Linked DNA regions of Homo sapiens: region 2 is linked to region 1. A link is an interaction called in ENCODE POLR2A ChIA-PET data of the cell type or tissue named here. Cell type or tissue: A673. All regions are shown on one strand. Each heading gives the region's core, and the rest is flanking DNA. Links, peaks and the distances in the headings are about the cores only. Region 1 has its middle 7.9 kb from the start of GNL2. Region 2 has its middle 32 kb from the start of MACF1.

Region 1 (5,375 bases), core at 147-5,146:
TGTCAGCCTTCGGTTATTGATCCTTGTTATTGGGATGCACTTTTTCCATCTGTTGAGCATCAGCCTGGTCCATGTAGAAGGCCAGCTCCTTCCTCTGGCTGAGTTTTGTCTCCTAAAAGTCCAGCTTCTGAGGGCTCCCTCTGCAACCCAATATGTACCATGGACTGCTGATTAAATACTTGGAATGTCTTCAGGGTGAGCCAGGCCTGTCCATAAAATGGGAGGCATTTTGGCAGTTCCAAGGCCCCTGGCACCCAGTCTTGGCCCTCGCCTGGCTGTCTTCTTCAAGGAGCTGCGGTGGGCCTCCCGCCAGAATGCTTCCCTGGGAAACATCGAAGTGAGTTAAAGTCAACAATGAGTTCATCTCCAAAAGGAATAAACTGGCAGCCTTCAGGGCAGGGGAACAGAAGCGGGGAGTAGGGGAGGGACAGGGACTTGGGGGCAGAAGAGGGGGATAGGTGATGCTGCAACAGCCAGGTCAGATCCAAGCCTGTCAAATGAGCTGGCAGCGCAAGGAACAAAGGAACTGGCTTTCCTGGGCCAGTCCTGGAAGGCTCGCTTGGCAAATGTGTGACGATGAGGGTGTCACAATCCCAGGGACCATGGAAAGTATTCTCCTAAGGATTTGGAACTGGAGCAGGACACTGAGATGGGAAGAGGCTGTGGCGGTTGGGTGGGTGAGGCAGTGAGCTGTGGCCCTGCTGACCCAAGCCTGCCCCATGGGGATGTCAGGATGGCCATTCAGGCAGTTGAACTCCACTGTCTCATCTTGGAGGACTTGAAGAGGGAGGACTCGGTGCTGAGGCCAAGTGACTAGCAGGCTCATGATGACAGAACTCAACATTTTAATCTGATCATCGTTCCCATCAGATTTATCTCTGAGGGCTTTACATATGGATAATGGTTCCCGATTTGAGCCAGTGTCTCGTTGCTACACTCCTTGCTGCCTGGGGCATGAGGAAACCACACCCTAAAGGGTATTGGACTGCCCTTGGCGCACCTTGGGCCTCAGGAGCCAATGGCGCGGCAAGCCCAATGTGAGCACTGCCCTGGGTTGGGCCTGAAGCTGGAGCCACCTCTTTGTGGGCCCCAGAGTAGAAACTCAGCCTGCCCAGCTACCTCCAGGGCTGGGCTCAGCGTGGAGGAGTGCAGCAGCGCCTCCCTACTTTGGACAGAAAAGTCTGATAAAAAGCTGCCTGTTCCAGGTTGAGATACACATAACCCGTCTGGCTCAGACTTCGGATATGCCCCAGGGGCTTGCAGACTCTGGCAACAATTGCCTTGAATATATACTTGGCCTTTCTCCCAAGGGCAGGACCATTGCTGATAGACTGTGCTTGATTTCTCTCATGCCCGCACATTCATTCTCACAAGGTATTTTACTGTACGAGGTATTTGCCTACCACACATAGTTACAATTCTTTTCCCACCACCAAACCAACAAAACGTCCACAGACATTGCACCTCAATTTTTCACAAACACATTTTCATCGCATTCCCATGGTTTACCCTTCTGTTTCCCTCTTTTTTTCTCCCACTTTTTTCAAACCTGTTTCACCCTTCTGATCCTCCTGATCTCTCTCCATGCTGGCTGACTGGCTTCTCTGCTCTCCCAGACGGCCTGTAGCACCCCATCGGTCACTCTCCTTTCTCTTCCTTTTTTTTGCTTTCCTTTGGCTGTGTAGCCACAGGTTCTTCACAGCCATGGCTTGCCCAGTCCATATTTTTCCTGTATATTTGACCAATTGCATTTGTCTTTTGGTATCACAAGCTAGATGTTTGTTGATTGAATGAATGAAGTGGTCCCTCTTGGATGGGTATGTTCTTATATTAGCCCTGGAGATGATAATTATTGATGGTGCTTACTCATTTTTCCTTCTAGGAGGCAAAATGAGGCCAGCATCAAAGTTCAGTGGAGCACCAGGCCAAAAGCAATGCAATCTCGATCTTTCTGTCATTTGGCCACAACTGTTGATGACGACCCAGATTTCCAGGCCCATCTCCTGCCACCCCCATCCCCTGCCCCATCTACTCTTCTACTCAGAATTACTCACTGTGCCCAATACAAATACACATTCAAGTTCCCATGCCTTCGTCTATGCTGTTCCCTCCACCTAAAATGTGTTTCTCCCTGCTTTCATCTGTAGACCTTCTACTCATATTTCATACCTAGATGGAATTACCCTTCCTCTGTGAAGGAGGCCCCTCCCCAGTAGCTGCTCCTCCTGTATGTTTCTATGGACTATTTCACCTTTATGACATCCATGTCTGTGTCCCATAGCCTAAGGTTAGCTCCTGAGAGCAGAGACTGTGGGATGTATTATTGCATTCCTGTTCTTTCCCAAGTCTCTTGAGGCTGTGGGTACAGTTGGAAATACTCTCATAGTGCTTACACTATGCGCATACACATAATGCTTACAGTACTACACATCGACACAGTGCTTACACTATTCTAAGCCTTTTACTTGCATTGCTTCATTTAACCCTCAACACAGCCCTGTGAGGTGGATACCATTATTAGGCCGATTTTACAGATGAGGAAACTGAGACACAAAGAGGTAAAAGGATGTGACCAAGGACACACAGCTAATAAATAAATGAGGTCAGAATTGGACCGCAGGTAGTCTGGCTCAGCTACCACTTAGCTATTTGAAAACCTGCATTTTCCATGTGCTTTTCCATACCTTAGTACCATGATATGCAGCCTGGTGAGTGTCTCATTTATTGGCAGGAGGGGATTCTGAGGGTTGGATCATATGTGCTTACAAATAACGCTATAGGGCCTGCAAGGACATCCATCCACCCCTGCCTTGCCTCTTGAGCCCCTCATCAGCATGCATTGCTCACAAAGCTACTCAAGACCACCTGCCAGTGTGTGCCCCCATGCCCCACTGCAGGGGCTGCCTCCAACACAGTTGAAGCTGCCCACCCTGGGTGTAGCCCCTAGAGACCACGGTGCACCAGAACCATGCCGGGCAAGTGGACCATCTCCTCTACTTTCTGTTGTGCTTTGCTTCAAGGTCACCAAAGTTGCTTTCACAAAGACTGCGGACAAAGGAGCCCTTTGGATTTCTGCCTGAAGCTCCCTTCTCCTTTGGCCTCAGGAAAAAAAAAAAAAAAGTCCTGGAGCTCAGTTAGGGGACTGACAGGTCAGTGCTGCTCCCCTGAGACTTGCTTTTGCCCTCTAGCACCGGCTCTCTCTCCGTGAATTTTAAACCTCTGCAGAGAGCCCCCTGCTGGTCTATGAAAGCATCAGCTACATCAGGTGAGGAGTGGACCCTCGTTTGAATCCCCAGGGCAGAAAAAATGAAATATACCTCTATAGTGGGATGGGCAATGTTCACTCTCAGAGAGCAATGGCAAATAAATAGTCATTGAATGGTCAATTCCCTGTCTCTTCAATGATCAGAACACATACCAGTGCCCTAGCACAGGGGGTTGTAGGCAAGTGTTTTCTGTAAAGGGCCAGGTAGTAAATATTTTAGGCTTCACAGGCCATATGTGGTCTGTCGTGGCTACTCATCTCTGCCTTTGTAGTGCAAAATCAGCCATAGACCATATGTAAACAAATAGTGTGGCTGTGAACCAATAAAACTTTATTTATGAACCCAGAAGTTTGAATTTCATATAATTTTCACATGTTACAAAATACTATTCTTATTTTGAATTTGGTCGGTCATTTAATAACATAAAGACCATTCTTAGCTTTTGGGCCACATAAAAACAGCAACTGGTGGGATTTGGCCTGTGGGCTGTAATTTGCCTACCCCTGCACTCAGAGATAAGCTACTTGGTTTGGTTCATGCCTTTTCTTGACGTAGGAGAGTGGGGAGGACACAGCAAAACCTGAGTCCCCAGGTCCTGGGCACAGTGACTGGGCATCTTGGGGATTTCCCTAGCTCTAGCTAGAAGCAAAACTGACAACTTTAAAGTCTCTCAGATAGACTTTTAAAGCATCTAGAAGGGGCTAGGTGCAGTGGTTCATGCCTGTAATCCCAGCACTTTGGGAAGCTGAGGTAGGTGGATCATTTGAGGTCAGGAGTTTGAGACCAGCTTGGCCAACATGGTGAAACCCTGTCACTACGGAAAATACAAAAATCAGCTGGGCATGGTGACAGGCACCTGTAATCCCAGCTACTCAGGAGGCTGAGGCAGGAGAATTGCTTGAACCTGGGAGGCAGAGGTTGCAGTGAGCCAAGATCGCATTACTGTGCTCCAGCCTGGATGACAGAGTGAGACTCCGTCTCAAAACAAACAAACAAACAAATGACAACAACAAAAAACCATCTGGCAGGGCGTGGTGGCTCATGCCTGTAATCCCAGCACTTTGGGAGGCCGAGGTGGGCAGATCACGAGGTCAGGAGATCGAGACCATCCTGGCTAACATGGTGAAACCCCGTCTCTACTAAAAATACAAAAAATTAGCCAGGCGTAGTGGCGGGCGCCTGTAGTCCCAGCTACTCGGGAGGCTGAGGCAGGAGAATGGCGTGAACCCGGGAGGCCGAGGTTGCAGTGAGCCGAGATTGTGCCACTGCACTGCAGCCTGGGTGACAGAGCCAGACTCTGTCTCAAAACAAAACAAAACAAAACAAAACAAAAACATCTAGAAGATTCCTCCAAACTGGGTTAAAAAGTGAGTAGGAAGGATTGCTTTTCCCAAAGATGAGGGAGTGATAGACTTATCTTTTTCTAACTGGGGCTCTAAAAAAGGAAACATAGCTAAAGGTTTTGACTAGTTCTTCCTCTGCTGCTTGAGAAGATATTCACCCTGACTTTCTTCCATACCTTTGCCTGAATCTCTATTTTAGAAATAAGATTTTGTTCCTAGTCTAGACAGAAGAGCAAGAGGGATGGAGGAGGTCAAGGAAAATCTCAGTGTCTTGCTGGGCAGAGGATGCCCTTAGGGCAAGACTGAACTTCTGACAGACAGAGCTCCACTGATCTGTTGGTTTTAGATGGGAAGTTAACTTTTCAGATTCTTTAACATGACATTATTCTACTGGAAACAAACCAAGGGACCTGGATAAAGTTTTTAAAAAGTGTTTTCTTAAAGAAAAAGGAGGGAGGTAGGCAGGAGAGAAGGGAGTAAAGAATTACACAAAGATTTGGTCTAACGGCTTCAAAATCAAAAGGATCCCTGGACAGATAGATATTGAGTGTAATAGGAAACACACTGATCCTGGGGAGATGACTTAATATAGGCCCTCCAGCCTCCTCAGAGCTTAAACAATTACCTACAATTTGGAATTATACTTTAAATTCCCACATCAATGTGTGTTCTGGATCCACTTCTCAGGACACGGCCAGCAGTCTTGAGTTATCTAAACCATGCTGAAAATTAGAGGCCATTAATAGCATCTCATAAAAGTGCTTCT
Region 2 (5,375 bases), core at 238-5,237, 1.6 Mb before region 1:
TAACCTCCTGCAGGAAGATGAGATTTTACTTTGCAAGAGAGGATGGAGCAAGGTGGGGGAGGGAGAAGGCAGCCAAGAAAGTCCTTCTAAAAACTAAAGACAATACAGAAAAGGGCAAGAAAGACACAAAAATCTAAATTTCTGTGCCACTTCCTTAGCCACTCCCAGCAATTTGGGGAAGAAGGTAGCAGTTTATAAAACAAACAGCCCAGAGACTTAGGGCAGGTCATTCTGCACATCTCTTACTATGGCCAGGGAAATGCAGTGGCCAGGCACTTGCCCAGAGCCTCCACTAGTGACATTCTCCAGACCTGGTAGTAGAGTCACTGGGACGAGACCCAGCCCTGAGGGTTTCCCCTTTTCCTACTAAGATATTTCTTGCTTCTCTTACTACTGTAAATTTGGAGGATCAGGGGCCCTTTCTCTATACCTTGGTTCAAGCTTTCCTGGGGCACAAGAAACATCACTACTCTCAGACAAAGACTACGAAAGTACACAACCCAACCCTCGCCCTTGCTTTTGCCAAAGAGTAGTTCTTCATGATGAAATTGATTCCCTTGTTGACATTCAACTAAGAAGACACTGAGCCTCTATGATGCGTCCACACAGAGAATAAATCTTTCCCTTTGCCTCTGACTGATAAAAAGTTAATGCCTAATGGGAATGTCTGCTTCCTTTTCATTCTATAAAAAAAAAGCCCTGACTTTGCTAACCCTAGAAAGCCACATTTGGAATTACTAATCGAAAAAATAAAGCTACACTCAGCATTTGCCATACACAGTAGCAGTAATATTTACTGGGATAAGCTCTTACTATGTGCCAGGCACTGTCCTAAGTATTTTCCACATATTAACTCATTCAATTCTCATTATAACCCTATGAAAATGGTCTACTATAATCCCCATTTTATAGTTGCAAAACTCTAGCCTAAAGAGAAAAGTTAAGTAACATGCCCCAAATCACACTAAGTGATAGAGTATGATTCAAGGTCAGATCAGTACAGCAGGTCCTTTGGGAACTACTGTTTTGGGTAGATTTCATAAAAGACAGGAAGAAAGAAAGGCTAGTAGAAGCAATGACCAAAAACTGGGTAGATTTTGTTGCTGTTGTTAATCTCTGCACAAATGTGCGGTAAAGCACGATTAAGTCTCCCTTAGTTCTATTTAGCTATCATTCCTTCCCCTACACCCCTTAAATACGGCACCTTCAGAGGCTCTGAAGTCTTCCCACAACAGCTTAAGAAAAAAAAAAGAGAGAGAGAAAAGGCAGCCTTAATCAAAAGCGCTTTTCTTCTGGCAAACAAAAGGCCTTGGTATTTCCACAGACAGACTAGTTATTCTTAACCCTAACCAAAGATTCTTTGGCAGAGAAAGAAATATGAAAATGTTAGGCTTCTGGGAATGGCCTGTGCTTTGGGCTCTTGTATCCCACTCAGTAAAGCCAGCCTACTGAAAAACAAACACAGCCGCCCCTCAGTAACTCTGGACCTTCAGTTAACTCCAGGGTCTAGGTCTGGAGAGAGAAATAACAGAGTCTCTACTCCTGATTGTCTAACCCTCTTCCCTCCCTGCCCAGAGGGGACTGTTCAACAGTTTTTCAAATACACTAGGAAAAACACATCTGAAGATACAGACACAGAACAATCAAATTCTGACAGTGAAGGAAATGCAACAAGTGGTAGGTGGAAGAGGATAGAAATCAGGCCTAAACCCTGAACTCTCTCACTAGCCTCTCTGCTTCTTACTCCAAATCTACAGGTTTGGCATTTCCTAAGTGAATGTTTAAGATCTAGCAATTGTTTCCAGTGCTTTTTCTTTCTTTCTTTCTTTTTTTTTTTTTTTTGAGATGGAGTCTGGCTCCATCACCAGGCTGGAGTTCAGTGGTGCAATCTCTGGTCACCGCAACCTCCGCCTCCCAGGTTCAAGTGATTCCCCTGCCTCAGCCTCCCGAATAGCTGGGACTACAGGCATGCGCCACCACATCCAGTTAATTTTTTGCATTTTAGTAGAGACGGGATTTCACCATGTTGGCCAGGATGCTCTCGATCTCCTGACCTTGTGATCCACCCGCTTCGGCCTCCCAAAGTGCTGGGATTATAGGCAAAGCCACCGCGCCCGGCCTCCAGTGCTTTTTCTACTCCACACTGGGTTTTGTAAGCAGTGTGTGGCCCTGAATGGTCCTAAGTGGTCTTTATTTTCCTAGCAAGGTAGAGAGAAATTAAAAGTATTCTGTTAAATGGGTCAGCAAGGACAAAAAAGGGAGGAGGGCTGTCTGCCAGAAGGCAAGAAGGCCCCAGCAGCACTAACCCAAGTATATCTGGGCTAACTCAGAATCTGTGACATGCCAACCTCACCCCTTGCATGAACACAGTAACGTTACTATAATAAAGTCTCTGAAGCTTTTATACTCAGTCAGTAAGCACCTTCTCCTTGCTGCCTTGCCCAGGATATAGTGAACAAAACTACTAAGAGGGCACAGGCCTGATGGCTCATCTCCTAGCAGCCAGGACTCTGTTAGAGTGGTGAACAAGAACAGCCACGTATGAAAAGTGGCAGCCTGGCCTTGAAATCCCCAGAGTGAGCAGACAAATTAATGTGTGATTAGTATCTATAATGGTACCAAATCTTGAGGAGTTAAACCATGAGGTAATAAGGCCCCACATGGCTCTGACCTCTGGATCCTCTCTGATTACTCTGGAAGTAGGTCCTATTCTTGTTCCCAGGCAGGTATGAAAGGCCCAGGGAGTGAAAGGCACTGTTTAGCCAAGCTCAACCCATGAGCAAGTTTCAAATGTCTGGCATATAGTAGGCTCTCAAATATTTGTTGAATGAATAAATGAATAAAACATTTCATCTTCAACTGCTATAATCAATTCTTTCCTACAGCCAAAGGGATAGAGGGATTATCAGAGAATTCTAGGCAGTGGGGAAAAAAAACTTTTCCCTGCCACTCCCTGGATAACATGGTCTTATTTTGCAAAGAATAATGCTCCCTTCTATATAAAATTCATTACTTGACTGTCCTCCCACAGAGCTGGATAACAGTCCACACTATCCTAAATCAAGCACAATGGCTCTTCTGCAGCTGATGTGCAACATTCAGAGTCCCCTGAAAGATGGCAGAGCACACTCAGGGAGGTTTCCACCGTAGCATTTTAAAAAATAATAGCAACTTGAAACAATCCAAATATTCAACAATAAATGAATGGCTAAATGAAGCCATTATCAACAAGATAACTTAAAATTATAATGTCTGGGCCGGGCGTGGTGGCTCACGCCTATAATCCCAGCACTTTGAGAGGCTGAGGCGGGCGGATCACGAGGTCAGGAGATCGAGACCATCCTAGCTAACATGGTGAAACCCCGTCTCTACTAAAAATACAAAAAAATTAGCCGGGCGTGGTGGCGGGTGCCTGTAGTCCCAGCTACTCGGGAAGCTGAGGCAGGAGAATGGCGTGAACCCGAGAGGCAGAGGTTGCAGTGAGCCGCGATAGCACCACTGCACTCCAGCTTGGGCGACAGAGCGAGACTGTGTCCAAAAAAGAAAATTATAATGTCTGTAACGAAACACTTAAAAAATCCTTATAATGTTACATGGAAAAGGCATGTAAATATGTGCATATGCTAAGTGAAAGAAGCCAGAGACAAAAGGCCACATGACTAAATTTATATAAAATATCCAGAATGAGCAAATCCAGGGCAGGCAAGTCACAAAGCTGATTAGTGGTTGCCAGGGGTTGGGGAGAAGGGGAATTACTGCTTAATGGATATGGGATTTCCATTTGGGATCATGAAAAAGTTCTGCAATTCAATAGTCATGGTGTTTGTACAATATTGTGAATGTACTTAATGTCAATGAACTGTACACTTTAAAGTACTTACAATGATCAATTTTTTGTCATGTGTATTTTACCACAATAAAACTGGATCGGGAGAAAAATACACACACACATACACACACACACACACACACACACAAACAGAAAGATTACAATTATGTAAAAGTAAATATGGACCAGAAAGGAACGCAGACAAGTCCCAACGTCTGTTAAATTCAAATGGGACTTCATTGCTGTTGGACCACAAATAAAAATCACGAAAGGAAAATAAAAATGTCAGAAGCTTAGAGCCAGCCCTACAGTCACAATCACAAGCCTGCAAACAAGTGCCTACCAAGTGGGGGACAAGTTACATAGCTACCAGGCGCCAGAACAGCAGGTGTGTGTGCTATGGCGTGAGGGAAAGAGGTCTCAGGCCTTCCTCAGCCCAGTCCTCTAATCCCTCTTAAAAACATTCCCTAGTGCAAAGAAACCATCTGTTTCAACAAAGCCTGGAGCCCTAGAAGCATTTTAACTCCTTCACTGCTGTCCTCCCACAGATGGGCTTCATCCAATATTAGGTGCTTTGCTTTTCAAAAATGCCTCTAAATGATAGAATATAAGCTCTACAAGGGAAAGGACTTTGCTTTATTTACTGGTATATCCCTAATACCTGGGAATACATTTGTATCAGTGGATATTCAATAAATTACCTGCTGAATGAATCCATTAAACACCTTTTTCCTATAATAGTCGTTTCACTGATATCTTATTTTCTAAATTCTCCCTCTTCTTGTCATTTGTCCTCACTTAGAGTCCTGCCTGGCTTCCACAAATTCTGTTGACCAACAAATATTTGTCTAGTGTCTCCTTCTCTACAGTATAACCTGTCTTGTTTCTGTGTTGTTTATTGCTGGGATCCCAGTGCAGAGCACAGCACACATGGTAGGTGCTCATACACATTTGTCGAATGAAAGAGTGATTGGCTTTGGTCACCACATTTTATAAGTGCTCTGTAAGGAGCATTTAAACTTGGCTAGGCATGAGCGAGGCACCGTGGGAATAATAGAAATGTCTATAAAACAGTTCTCTCAAAAAAGCTTACCATTTCAATAGATAGATAAAACTAGCTTGGGAAAGTGATACATCAACTTGGACTACGATAATCAGAGAAGTCTTCATCAGAAGAAAGACCTGAAGTGAAACTTGAAGGAATAGACAGATTTCAGTTAAGTATAAAGAACAAGGGCATTCCAGGTAAAGAGAACTAAAGGGCAAGGAGAGGCTGGGCACGGTGGCTCACGCCTGTAATCTCAGCACTTTGGGAGGCAGAGGCGGGCGGATCACAAGGTCAGGAGATCGAGAACATCCTGGCTAACAAGGTGAAACCCCATCTCTACTAAAAAATACAAAAAAAAAAAAATTAGCTGGGCATGGTGGCAGGTGCCTGTAGTCCCAGCTACTCGGGAGGCTGAGGCAGGAGAATGGCGTGAACCTGGGAGGTGGAGCTTGCAGTGAGCCGAGATCACGTCACTGCACTCCAGCCTGGGCAACAGAG

The links. ChIA-PET counts read pairs that join two places held together with the same protein. Peaks named below come from ENCODE experiments on the same cell type or tissue, not always from the same donor. Only the 100,000 strongest peaks of a DNase experiment are listed, where the experiment ranks them.
Region 2: POLR2A ChIA-PET joins it to region 1 with 6 read pairs; 1 of 35 experiments calls an interaction of 5 or more read pairs at or near these places.

What each region holds. Positions count from the first base shown.
Region 1 is chr1:37,601,171-37,606,545 of GRCh38, reverse strand. No RefSeq gene overlaps it. Among named protein-coding and RNA genes, the nearest start is that of GNL2, 7.9 kb to the right of the region's middle. RefSeq lists an enhancer at 3,024-3,318. In A673, for the core only: CTCF peaks have their summits at 3,043 and 3,244 (motif pointing left); a DNase peak (open chromatin) is centred at 3,235; H3K27me3 peaks cover 998 bases.
Region 2 is chr1:39,169,806-39,175,180 of GRCh38, reverse strand. It overlaps a transcript of MACF1 not described here. Among named protein-coding and RNA genes, the nearest start is that of MACF1, 32 kb to the left of the region's middle. RefSeq lists an enhancer at 2,862-3,388. In A673, for the core only: no CTCF peak of the experiment used is centred there; a DNase peak (open chromatin) is centred at 4,280; H3K27ac peaks cover 1,782 bases.